Regions from separate parts of the Homo sapiens genome. Here region 2 is linked to region 1. Evidence: read pairs that join two places in POLR2A ChIA-PET (ENCODE). Cell type or tissue: Panc1. All regions are shown on one strand. Links, peaks and the distances in the headings refer to the core of each region. The heading gives the core; the rest is flanking DNA.

Region 1 (5,374 bases), core at 88-5,087:
CAGGAGAAATGCAAACATATGTCCACACAGAAACTTCTACACAAATGTCTATAGAGCATTATTATTAGTAAGAGCCCCAAAGTGGAAGGAACTGATGAATGGGTAAATAAAAGCTGGCACATCCATTTCATTTGTGGAATATTACTTATGATCTATTCCATAATTTTATTTATGGAATATTTTTGGACTGTTATTCAACAGTAAAAAGGAATGAGGTACTTAATACATGTGACAGCATGGATGAACCTTGAAAACATTATGTTCAGTGAAAGAAGCCAGACACAAAAGACCACAGATTGTATGATTCCATTTGTATGTAATGTCCACAAGAGACAAATCCATAGAGACAGCGTAGATGAGTGGGCCTGCGGGTGGGGTTGGGAGTAAATTGGGAGTAGCTGCTAATGGGTGTGGAGTTTTCTGGGGGGTGCTGAAAATGTTCTAAAATTGTGATGATGGTTGCACCCCTCCGAATATACTAAAAACCCCTGAATTGTGCACTTTAAATGGGTGAATTATATGATATGTGAATTACATCTCAATAAAGCTGGTAATAACTTAAAAAGGGGGGGGCTCAGGGTGGAGAGTGGGAAAGGGGTGGAAGCCTCTATCTCTCAGGCCTCTAAGATTCCAACCTCTGGTTCCACAGAAATCTCATGCTCATTTTGTGAAAGAAGCGAAGACAATCTCCTGCCAACCATGGTCAACATAGAGAGCCCCAGGGCCAGGCTGCCTGTGTCTGTATGCCAGCCCACCCCTTGAGAGCTGTGTGACCTTGGGCTAGTGACTAATTTTTAACCTCTGGGTTCTTTGCTAGGGCTCACAATAGTTCTTCTTTTATGGATTGTTGAGAGGAAGCACCGAGGTGACATAGCTAAGCCTTTTGCCTGGTGCCTGGCACACAGTAGGTACACAATAGATGCAGCCAGGGCGATTGCTACTCTACAAGGCACCTTTGTGCAAATTAAAAAAAGGCCTCCTCCAGGTGGATACATATGAAAAGGCTTCTGTCCTGGCCAGAAGCAGCCCCTCTCCTACTAGCGGCTCTGTGAGAACGACGCGGGCTGGGGCCCATTCACCTGCCCATCGGCTGGTGCCTTGTGCATGTATGATCTGCACATCCCTGCTTGGCAGCCCTGGTGGTAGCTTGCTTTCTTCTTCCTCTTAGCTACCACTTGTCAATACTCTGTGGCTGAAGCTTCCCCATAAGAAAGACCTAACATCCCCACATTGGGGCTCAACACACCTGCTCTTCTTTTCAATCTAGCAATAAACCAGATAGATGTATTTAATGTGTGCTTAACAATGTGTCCAGCACCATAGGGACTTTCAGAGGAGGATATTACAAGTCCTGCCATTGAGATACCTAGAATTTAGTTGGGGCTATTAGATTCAGACATCTGGAATAATCTGAGAACAATGCAATAATCTGAGTATAGAAATGAGGTGTCGAGGCTGGGCACGGTGGTTCACGCCTGCAGTCCCAGGACTTGGGGAGGCCGAAGTGGGTGGATCACCGGAGGTTGGGAGTTTGAGACCAGCCTGGCCAACATGGTGAAACCCCGTCTCTACTAAAAGTACAAAAATTAGCCAGGCGTGGTGGCGCATGCCTGTAATCCCAGCTACTCGGGAGGCTGAGGCAGGAGAATCGCTTGAACCTGTGAGGCGGAGGTTGCAGTGAGTCAGGATCGCGCCACTGCACTCCAGTCTGGGTGACGGAGGCAGACTCCGTCTCACAGAGAGAGAGAAAAAAAAAAGGAATGAGGTGTGGAGGAAGAAATCCCAGCTGTCGAATCAGACAGACTTGGGTTCAAATTCTGTCCTGCTACCCAGGAGCTAGATGGTCCCAGGCAAGCTGCTCATTTTCTCTGGCTTCTGTTTACTCATCTGGAAAATGCAGCTATGAAGTATCCTACCAAGTGCAAAATATCCTACCAAGTGAGATTGCCATCAGAAATAGGATTTGGAAGCTTCCAGCACAGAGCCTGGTGCATAGTAGGCTCTTGAAAACTAGAGGTAATATTACTGTTTCAGGGAGAAGTACTAGGGTGGAGTACCCAGTGACCTTCTTATCTTGGCTCATGGCTCTCCATGCTTAAAATCCTCCCATGGTTGCATGGGACCCAAAGTCTGAATTTACCATGTCCTTCAAGGCTCATGCATGGGTCTTCAGACCACCACTTCCTTACTTCTTTGTTTCAGCCCCGTGTCTCGTGTCCTTGTGAGCACATGGAGAGTGTGTGTTGGACTATTTGTAGGCTCCATTCTTCCTTGTCTATTAGAAAGGCAGCAGGGCTGCTGTCTGTCTCACTCGTCACTGCAGCCCAGCCTGTAGCCCAGTGCTAGGCATCTAGTGGGTGCTCAGTAAGAATGAATGAATGATTGAATGAACAATTGCGGGAAGAAGCACCAGCAATCCTGAGAAGGGAGAGGTCTGTGAAGGCGGGAGTCAGCAGGGAAGGCCCTGGGGCTCCATCCTCCTCCTTCTCTGGGTCACGCTTCCCCTTAGCATTGTATGCACAGCATTGCCAGGTGCTTCTCAGTGACAGCAGCTGGAGAGGTGGCTCAAGCCCATCCCAAACCCATTTCCCACTCTTGGAGGCTGCTCCAGGCGGGTAGTTTTTCAGAGCTCAGCAGCCTCCTCAGGCTGCTCTCACACTGGCCTGGCTTCGTTCAGAGTCCAGCCCTCCATCTGAGAAGCCCAGGTAATCAGCTCTGCAGAGTGTGCAAGGTTTAGATGCAAAATGCATCTGCAAGGTTTTCAAAACATTTTTTTCTGGGTTGTAAATCAAGTACTTTAAGTATTGCAAACCGGCTGGGGTGCGGAGTTAATGTATGTCTTGAAAAAACACCATCATGATTTGCCTTTTAAATTTGAGAAAAGAATTCCACTTCCCTTACTTTTATTAGAGATATGGAGATCTCCAGGGGGAAGGCGCTAAGTGGAGGCTGTGGTAGGTGTTAGCTCCTTCCCTGGAAGGGCGGGGAATGGTGAGTGGCTTAGGGCTCAACTTTCGTCTGTTTGGCTGAAGGGCAATTTCCCTGTTTAAAAAAGGTAGCAGCTGCTTCTCTTAGTTATCTCCAGCGGGACCCCATTCACTTTTGTCTGTGTCAGGCTCACGGGCCACAAAGGTGCTTGATTGCAGCAGGTTCAAACGAAGCCTTGCTGGCTGCTGCCATTTCACTATGAACTGGGCTCAGCTCACGAGTGGTTCACCCCAACTGCCAGAGGTCACTCATGTCCCAGTCTTCTACAGGATCATGGAAGGGAAGTGGACCGTCCAATCTATACATCAAAAAGGGAAGCGGGAGTGGTGGCTCATTCCTGTAAATCCCAGCACTTTGAGAGGCCGAGGTGGGTGGATTATTTGAGGTTAGGAGTTCAAGACCAGCCTGAACAACATGGCAAAACCCTGTCTCTACTAAAAATACAAAATTGGCTGGGCACAGTGGCGCACACCAGTAATCCCAACTACTCAGTAGGCTGAGGCAGGAGAATCGCTTGAACCCGGGAGGCGGAGGTTGCAGTGAGAGAAGATTGCACAATTGCACTCCAGCCTAGGCAACAGAACGAGTCTCTGTGTCAAAAAAAAAAAAAAAGAAAAAGAAAAGAGAGAATTTGGAGCTAGGCTTCCTGGGTTTGAAAGAACATGAACCTCCAATGTAACCTTGAGATAATCAACTGTGACTCGGTTTCTTCGTCTGTGAAATGGGAGTTGCAGTGTTAACAAATTGTATGTCGAGTTCTTAGAAAAGTGTGTCGCCCACAGTGAATGGTCCATAAATCTAAGTTTTGGAAGGAGGCCTCTTTGGAAAGGCAGGATGGGGTCTTGGTCCTGTCTGTCCCTGCAGCAGCCTGGGCACGGGGCATTGCACACAGTAGGTGCTGCTGTGTCGAGCACACTTGCTTCACTTGTAAATTGAGGGCCTGAGACAAAAATGTCCTTAAGGGTCCCTTCCAGCTCGTAGGAAGAGAATCCTAGGATTCACTGAAAGGCTGCATTTCCTATTGCTTGTTTTTTGGCAGAAGGGCTCCTTGCTGGGGAAAGCAGGAAGTATCTTCAATTCTCATACACACTTTGCAAGTGTACGGAGAGTCTCCCTGTGTAGACTGTCAGCCTATGTTTAGGGAGGTCTGCTCGCCTTCCCTGCTCTCTGGTTCTGTGGGATGCAAATACATTCTATTCAGCTCAAGGCAGCCAAGGCTTTCTGAAACACGTGTATGAGGTGGCTTCTGAACTAGACTCTATGTGAGACAGAAAATGTTCACCCATGCTGGGTGTGGTTGCTTCTGCCTGTAATCCTACACTTTGGGAGGCAGGGGGATCACTTGAGGCCAGGAGCTCTAGATCAGCCTGGTCAACACAGTGAGACTCCCTCATCTCTACAAAAAAATTGAAAAGTTAGCTGGGCATAGTGGCCTGCGTCTGTAGTCCTGGCTACTTGGGGGGCCAAGATGGGAGGATTGCTTGAGCCCAGGAGTTGGAGGCCACAGTGATCTACGATCACACCACTGCACTCCAGCCTGGGCAACAGAGCAAGAACTTGTCTCAAATAAAAGAAAATAAAAAGAAAATGCTCATCCTCAAAGAACCTCTCAGTTTTCTCATCTGTAAAATGGGTTGGTAATAGAACTTAACTCCTAGGTTGTCACAAGGACTCATGGACCACACACACTCTGAGAACAGTGCCTGACATGAAGCCACTTGTCAAGCAGTGTTATTTGTTATTATTTGTGATTCAGAGGAGGGTAAGCTCATGTTCTGCTGGGCAGCTCAGAGGAATCTTTGCTCATTCCTTAGATGCTTAGACTTTAAAGGGGCTTTGCTTTTGGTCCCAGTGAGGCCAGAGGCTCCTGGCTGCCTCTGCTCTCAGGATCTCCCTGTGGACACCACTTATTCTTCCCAAGGCTTTAGCAGTGATTGGGCACATTGAGCACCCAGGAGAGCTTGGCTTCTTGATCCTGGATGACAGGTAGGCTAGAGGCAAGATTCCAGGGATGAGGAAAAGACTTAAGAGAGCCCTGTCCCCAGGGGAAGGGCTGTTTTTGCAGTCTCACTTAGAGGGAAGAATTGACTCATATGTTTACTACTATTTCATCCTTGAAGATGAACAAATAAAGCTAACCTTTACTGAGCACTTTGCCAGGCTCTGTGCTGAGTAATTTGCCTGTGTCATCTCACTGAATTCTTAGAACCATTCTATGAGATAGATGCTGTCACCTGACTTTGCCCAGAGGTAACTGAGGCCCAGGGCCCCACTGTTTGTAACTTGGGGATGATGGCAGGAATACAACCCATGTCTGTCTGAGCTCGAAATTATGAGCCTAGACTGCTTCCCAAGAAAGAGTAGAAATATCTCTGTCATTTTTTCT
Region 2 (5,374 bases), core at 220-5,219, 570 kb after region 1:
AAAATGTTCAAGTCACCCTATCTATTATAGTCAAGATTTTGGTATCCAGAGTGAGCAATACCAAATCTGCAGTCCTCCTGGTTACATCTTGACACCACTGAGTCACACACTGCACATGCCCAAGATGCATGCATGGGTCTACTATGGACATGCAACGTGAAGGCCAGTTGGCCTGGGCTGGTAAAGGAAGCTTGGTCTTCTCAGCCTCTCTGAAATCTCCGCCTTTTACAACTATCCAGTTAACCAAGTATTTTTGGATGCCTACTGGGTGCCCAGTTGCTGAGGATACAGAGATAAGCAAACTACAGCCCCTGTCCTCAAGGGTGGAGAAGCTATAGGCAACTTCACAGAGCTCACAGTCCTCCACAAATAGCCATGTTTTGAGAGCCAACTCCAGGTCGGGCTCCATGCTAAGTGCCTGACATGGGACATATCACTTAATCCTTAAAATATTCCAGTGAGAAACTGAGCCTCAGAGTGTGTCAGTAATTTGCTCAAGGTCACGCAGCTGGAGTGATGATAAGCTTATGGAGAAGTGGTTCGACCTCTTCTTGCCAGAGGAGATATAAAGAATTAAAAAGTCATTTTCTCCTTTTCTGAACCAATAGCCAAGGAAAACATTTAATATAACTTCTGTTTTTGTTTGATTGATTTGGTTTGGTGCTTTTCTTTCTTTTCTTGTCTTTGTTTCTTTTTCTTTCTCTCAGGAGAGGGGAGGTGGCTCTCACCTGTAAGGTGAAGTGTGGTGAGGTGCAGTGTCTCACCTGTAATCCCAGGACTTTGGGAGGCTGAGGTGGGAGGACCACTGGAGGCCAGGAGTTTGAGACAAGCCTGGGCAACAGAGTGAGACCCCATCTCTTAAAAAAAAATAAATTAGCCAGGCGTGGTGGCACGTGCCTATAGTCCCAGCTACCCAGGAGGCTGAGGTGAGCGGATCGCTTGAGCCCAGGAGGTTGAGGCTGCAGTGAACCAAGAATGCACCACTGCATTCCAGCGTGGGCAACAGAGCAAGACCCTGTCCTCAAATAAAAAATAAATAATACATAATTTAAAAAAAGAAAGACAGAGGAGAGGTGACTCAAACTGAGATGTTATGTGTTTTCCTTGAGATTGGGGAAGAAACCGTGGTTTAAAAGTCTCTGATAGTGGAGACCTACGGCACCAGATAGTGGATAATGAAGCTTGGGCCTAGGGATAACACAAGGTCACAAGCTGTGGGAGCCTCTTCCCAGACCCCCTGGCCCAGGGTTGGGATAGAGGAAGATGAGGAGCCCCTTCAAAATGGTACTTTGCAGGCAATGAGCAATTATTTCTTCATAGTGGACCCAAGGCCAGGAAGGTGCCTTTAGATCTTGCTGAATTACCTAATTCCCAGGGCTTCCTTATGCCCCCAAAAAAGAAAGAAAGAACCCCTCACTGCCCCCCCTGCCCCATCAAAAAAGACATAACTAAGAATGGGTTGCCTGCCAGCCCTGGCAGGTGGAGAACGAAGCCAGATTTATTTGCTTTAGAAAAATAAAGAAAACGTGACGCTGCTCACACCCAAGTGTCTCAGAGCAAATCCGCACAGGTTCCAGCTGGTGCTGGGAATTTCATGCACCCAACCTCCCTCAAAAGAACACAGGGCTTCGTGGGCCTCTGCCCCATTAAAGAACGACTCTTTCCCCACTAAAACCATCACTTCTGGCTCGGCATTGATGAAGGCACAACGCAGCTGGCGAAAGTACAATAATTAACTCGAGCGCTCCTGAAAGACGATCACAATAATTTATATTTCTCCACCGCCCTCCATCCCCCTACGAGCTTTCCAGATTTTATGGCCATGACTCACCTCCGCTACCGCTGTGGGGCAGCTCCAAGGGAGCGGGCTCACTCACACCACACCGCAGTTTAGGCAGAATATTAAAAAAAAAAAAAAAAAAAACCAGCTAATTACAAGTGAAATGCTCCCTGTCACAAGCAGGCCAGCTGACTTCATGCCTGGGCGGCAGAACGCAGAACTGCGATAAAACTCCCAAGTTGGTCCTTATATTTTTTAAAAGTCAGATTGCTCAGCCATGATCTCACAGCCCTGCACCCCAGCCAGTGGCCCTGAGCCAGTCTTTGAAATATGACCTCAGACAAGGCTGGTGACGGAGTGGCCCTTTCTGGCAGGGTTCATCTTAAGTCAGTTTTCCTATAAGGCCTCGTCCTTCTTGGGCTGCCTGAGAAGGCCCGTGTGCCCCCTCCATACTCCCCAGCACCAAATACTTGCTTGACCCAATGGCGAGGCCACCTACAGTCTGATGGCAGTGCCACACTTTCTCCCGGCAATCCACCCTTCTCTCTACTCCTGCACATTTCTGTCTGTACTAGACACTTGGCTCTTATCCACACTCACTCCTGTAGTGTGATTCAACTCCATTCAATCAGCAAATGTCTACTTGCAGGCATGATAGCATCGTGGCTGAGAACACAGCATTTGAATTAAGAAATAATATGGCTTTGTATTCCACATCTCTCCATTACTAGCTGCATGAACGTGGGCAAGTAATTTAATCTGAGCCTCATTTTCTCATTTGTAAAGAGAAGGAAAATGACATGTACCCCACGTGGCTCTTGATGTAGGAATCAATGCATGACACAATGGTGAAGGCCACAAATTGTAGATTACACCCTACCAGCAACAATGACGGTCTTCTGGGTGGAGTGGACATTCATGCAGGAATCCTTTACATTTCAAAGCAGTGCTCTGGTTCAGTGATCCAGATGACTAATGTTTTCTGATGCTTCCAGGCTTTAGGGTCCTGAAATTCCTTTGGAAGACATTCTGGGGACTCTTTCGTATCTGTACATGACCAAAATGTTCCATGAAGATAATGTAAGAAAGAAGAGAGAGTCCTAGCATCAGCTCATACTCTCAAATTATATCATTTTCCTTTGGGAGTTAATAGAGAGGGCACTGCAATCCAGCTTCCCAGATTCTCCCAGTTCAGCCTTACTTGATGTATAAGAACTCAGGAGTCTGCCTGGTATGGAAGACTGACCAAGCACTAGATTTGCAGCCAGGAACTCTGGATTTAAGTCCCAGCTCTGCCACTTTCTAACTGTGCGATCTTCAGGAAGTCATTCACCCTCTGTGAGTCCCATTTTCTTTCTCTGTATACAAAGTCTCTCATCCATGCTCACTGTGAGGATCATATATAAAAATGGGAGAAAGAGCACGTTATGTAATACTAAGTAGGAGAAACAAACTGTCTGGTAGCACGTACTCCCCTGCAAAGAAATCACCACCTGCCTCAGTATCTCTATTTAAATCAACAATTGCTGTGCTAGGCATCGAACCAGAGGAACTAAAAGGAAGGATTTTAGCATTCTTCCCCAAGAATCTCTCAGACAGGATGAGAAATCTATCCCAGATGCCATCTGGGTTCCCCCAAGCCACTCTGCAAAAGAAATGGCATTGAACTCATCAGAAACTACACTCGTCACCTTTCATGGGAACCAAGGCATCTCCACAGTCCCTGCAGGCAGCTGACAGGTGGGCTCTTCATGTTTCTTTGGCCCACCCACTCCTAGGTCACCTGGGATGCCACCGACCCATGAGTCAATGTTTTCTCTGGTTCTACAGAAATTCTTCTTGCTTCAAGAATTTTATCTTTACTGAAGATTTGGAGAATCCCAGGAAGAAGGAACATTAAGCGGGACACATCATATTTTGCCATCTCCCTGGTTGCTCCTCCATCCCCTGCCACTCAAGTGCAACCACAGACACCCACTTGGGTTGTGTCAGGTGTCCTCATCTCAGCTCTACCGGACTCAGCATCTGCTGCTGGAGAGAACTCACATTCTCGACAAACATGGCTGACATTCTCATGTCAGGGTCTAAAAAAGTAAAGCTCCCTCAGTAATATCACAAAAAAAATCAAGAACTCCTAGAGTATCAATCTGAATGTAAGTATCATGCAAAAGGTGTAAGATCAGGGGTACAAATTGCAGAGGTGATATCGAGTTCCCAGCTGATTGTGGCATCAGGGACTACCTCTTAACTGGGTGTTGAAGAGCAGGGCAAATCCAGCATCCTCAACAGCAGGAACAGCATGAGCAAAAGCTCAGAGGCAGGGAGACACCAGATACGTTCAGGGAGCAGTGAGTGGACAAGCTGGCTGCTGCCTGGCAGATGGAAGCTACGAAGGTAGAGAGGGCCAGTAGCAGAGAGCTCAAAATGCCAGCAAAAGGGGTCCGCACTATTTTCTCCTAGAGTCCTTCTATTTTTCAGCTGGATCTCTGAGTATGCCAGATGGAGTGTGAAGAGGAGAAGCAGGAGTCAGAGATACCGATGAGGAAGTTACACCAACCACCCCAAAATGCAAAGTAAGGACCTAGAACTGGAAGCGGGGCAGGAGTAAAGGAAAGAAAATGATGGGAGTTGGAGAAAACAAAACACAGGACCTGGGAGACCTGGCTTCTGAGTAGAGGAATAGGATAAGAAAAAGGAAAAGCAAAGGCAAACCTGGGGTTTCAAGCCTAAGTAGGGAGAGAAATGCGGACATTGGGAAGGTATCAGTTTGAGGAGAGAAAAGATGAATCCTGATATGTGGCAGTAGGAAGGCTGGAGAGAACCTTTCTCCCACATCCTCTGCTGACTCCTAAAGGCCTATGCTCAGGACCTTGATCAAGACCAAAACCAGTGGCCAAGACTCCCTTGAAGCTGACCAGGTGGCCAGGGCCATGGGTCCAATGCGCCTTGTGGATCCCCTGAGGCTGATCCTGGCTTTCTCACTAATCAGTACTTAGTCCATCACCCTCTTGTCATAGAAGATGGATCATCCCATTCTGTCCTCCACAACCCTTTGGAGTGGGCATTCTCACCTTCCTTGCCTTTCCCGGAAGGGAGGTGAGACTATGAAAGTCGAGACTCAGCGTAGGTCACACACCAGCAAGCAGCAGCCAGCTCAAACGCAGGCCCTGGGAGACCGCATTCACACCACTGCACACAAAGCACACAATGGGTGAAGTCCAAGGGCAAAAGGAGTGAAACCTGAGGCTGGTCCAGAGTTGAAAATCCTGAGTGTAATTGCTGTCCAGAAATCATGAAGTTTGTGTTGATTTCTTATGATGCTTAGATAAGGCTCTGGACCAGGCTCCTTGGAAGAAGCAAAGAAGTATTAGTGGAGATCTCTGCCCACGAAGCACTTGCAACTTCACAGGGCAGATGAGACTCACAGAAACAAACACTAGCATGATAAGTACATGATTCTCTTGTTTTATTTTCTTCATATCACCTATCACTAGCCTAATGTGCCCAATTTAGCTGTTTGTATGTTTATTGTGTCTTTCCCCATTGGGAACAAATGGCAGCTATTTGCTAATAAATCCCCAATGTCCGGAAAAG

What was found. ChIA-PET counts read pairs that join two places held together with the same protein. Peaks named below come from ENCODE experiments on the same cell type or tissue, not always from the same donor. Only the 100,000 strongest peaks of a DNase experiment are listed, where the experiment ranks them.
Region 2: POLR2A ChIA-PET joins it to region 1 with 11 read pairs; 6 of 35 experiments call an interaction of 5 or more read pairs at or near these places.

Annotation. Positions count from the first base shown.
Region 1 is chr12:106,126,361-106,131,734 of GRCh38, reverse strand. All of the region lies in intron 1 of NUAK1 (NUAK family kinase 1), which reads left to right. Among named protein-coding and RNA genes, the nearest start is that of NUAK1, 9.9 kb to the left of the region's middle. RefSeq lists a silencer at 1-104 and enhancers at 321-1,070, 1,071-1,820. In Panc1, for the core only: no CTCF peak of the experiment used is centred there; a DNase peak (open chromatin) is centred at 5,074; H3K27ac peaks cover 5,000 bases.
Region 2 is chr12:105,559,046-105,564,419 of GRCh38, reverse strand. LOC124903006 (a long non-coding RNA gene) reads right to left here. Exons shown (of 2, transcript XR_007063439.1): 1 at 2,661-5,374. Among named protein-coding and RNA genes, the nearest start is that of CASC18, 140 kb to the left of the region's middle. RefSeq lists an enhancer at 1,942-2,721. In Panc1, for the core only: no CTCF peak of the experiment used is centred there; DNase peaks (open chromatin) are centred at 1,909 and 2,199; H3K4me3 peaks cover 1,008 bases; H3K27ac peaks cover 4,624 bases.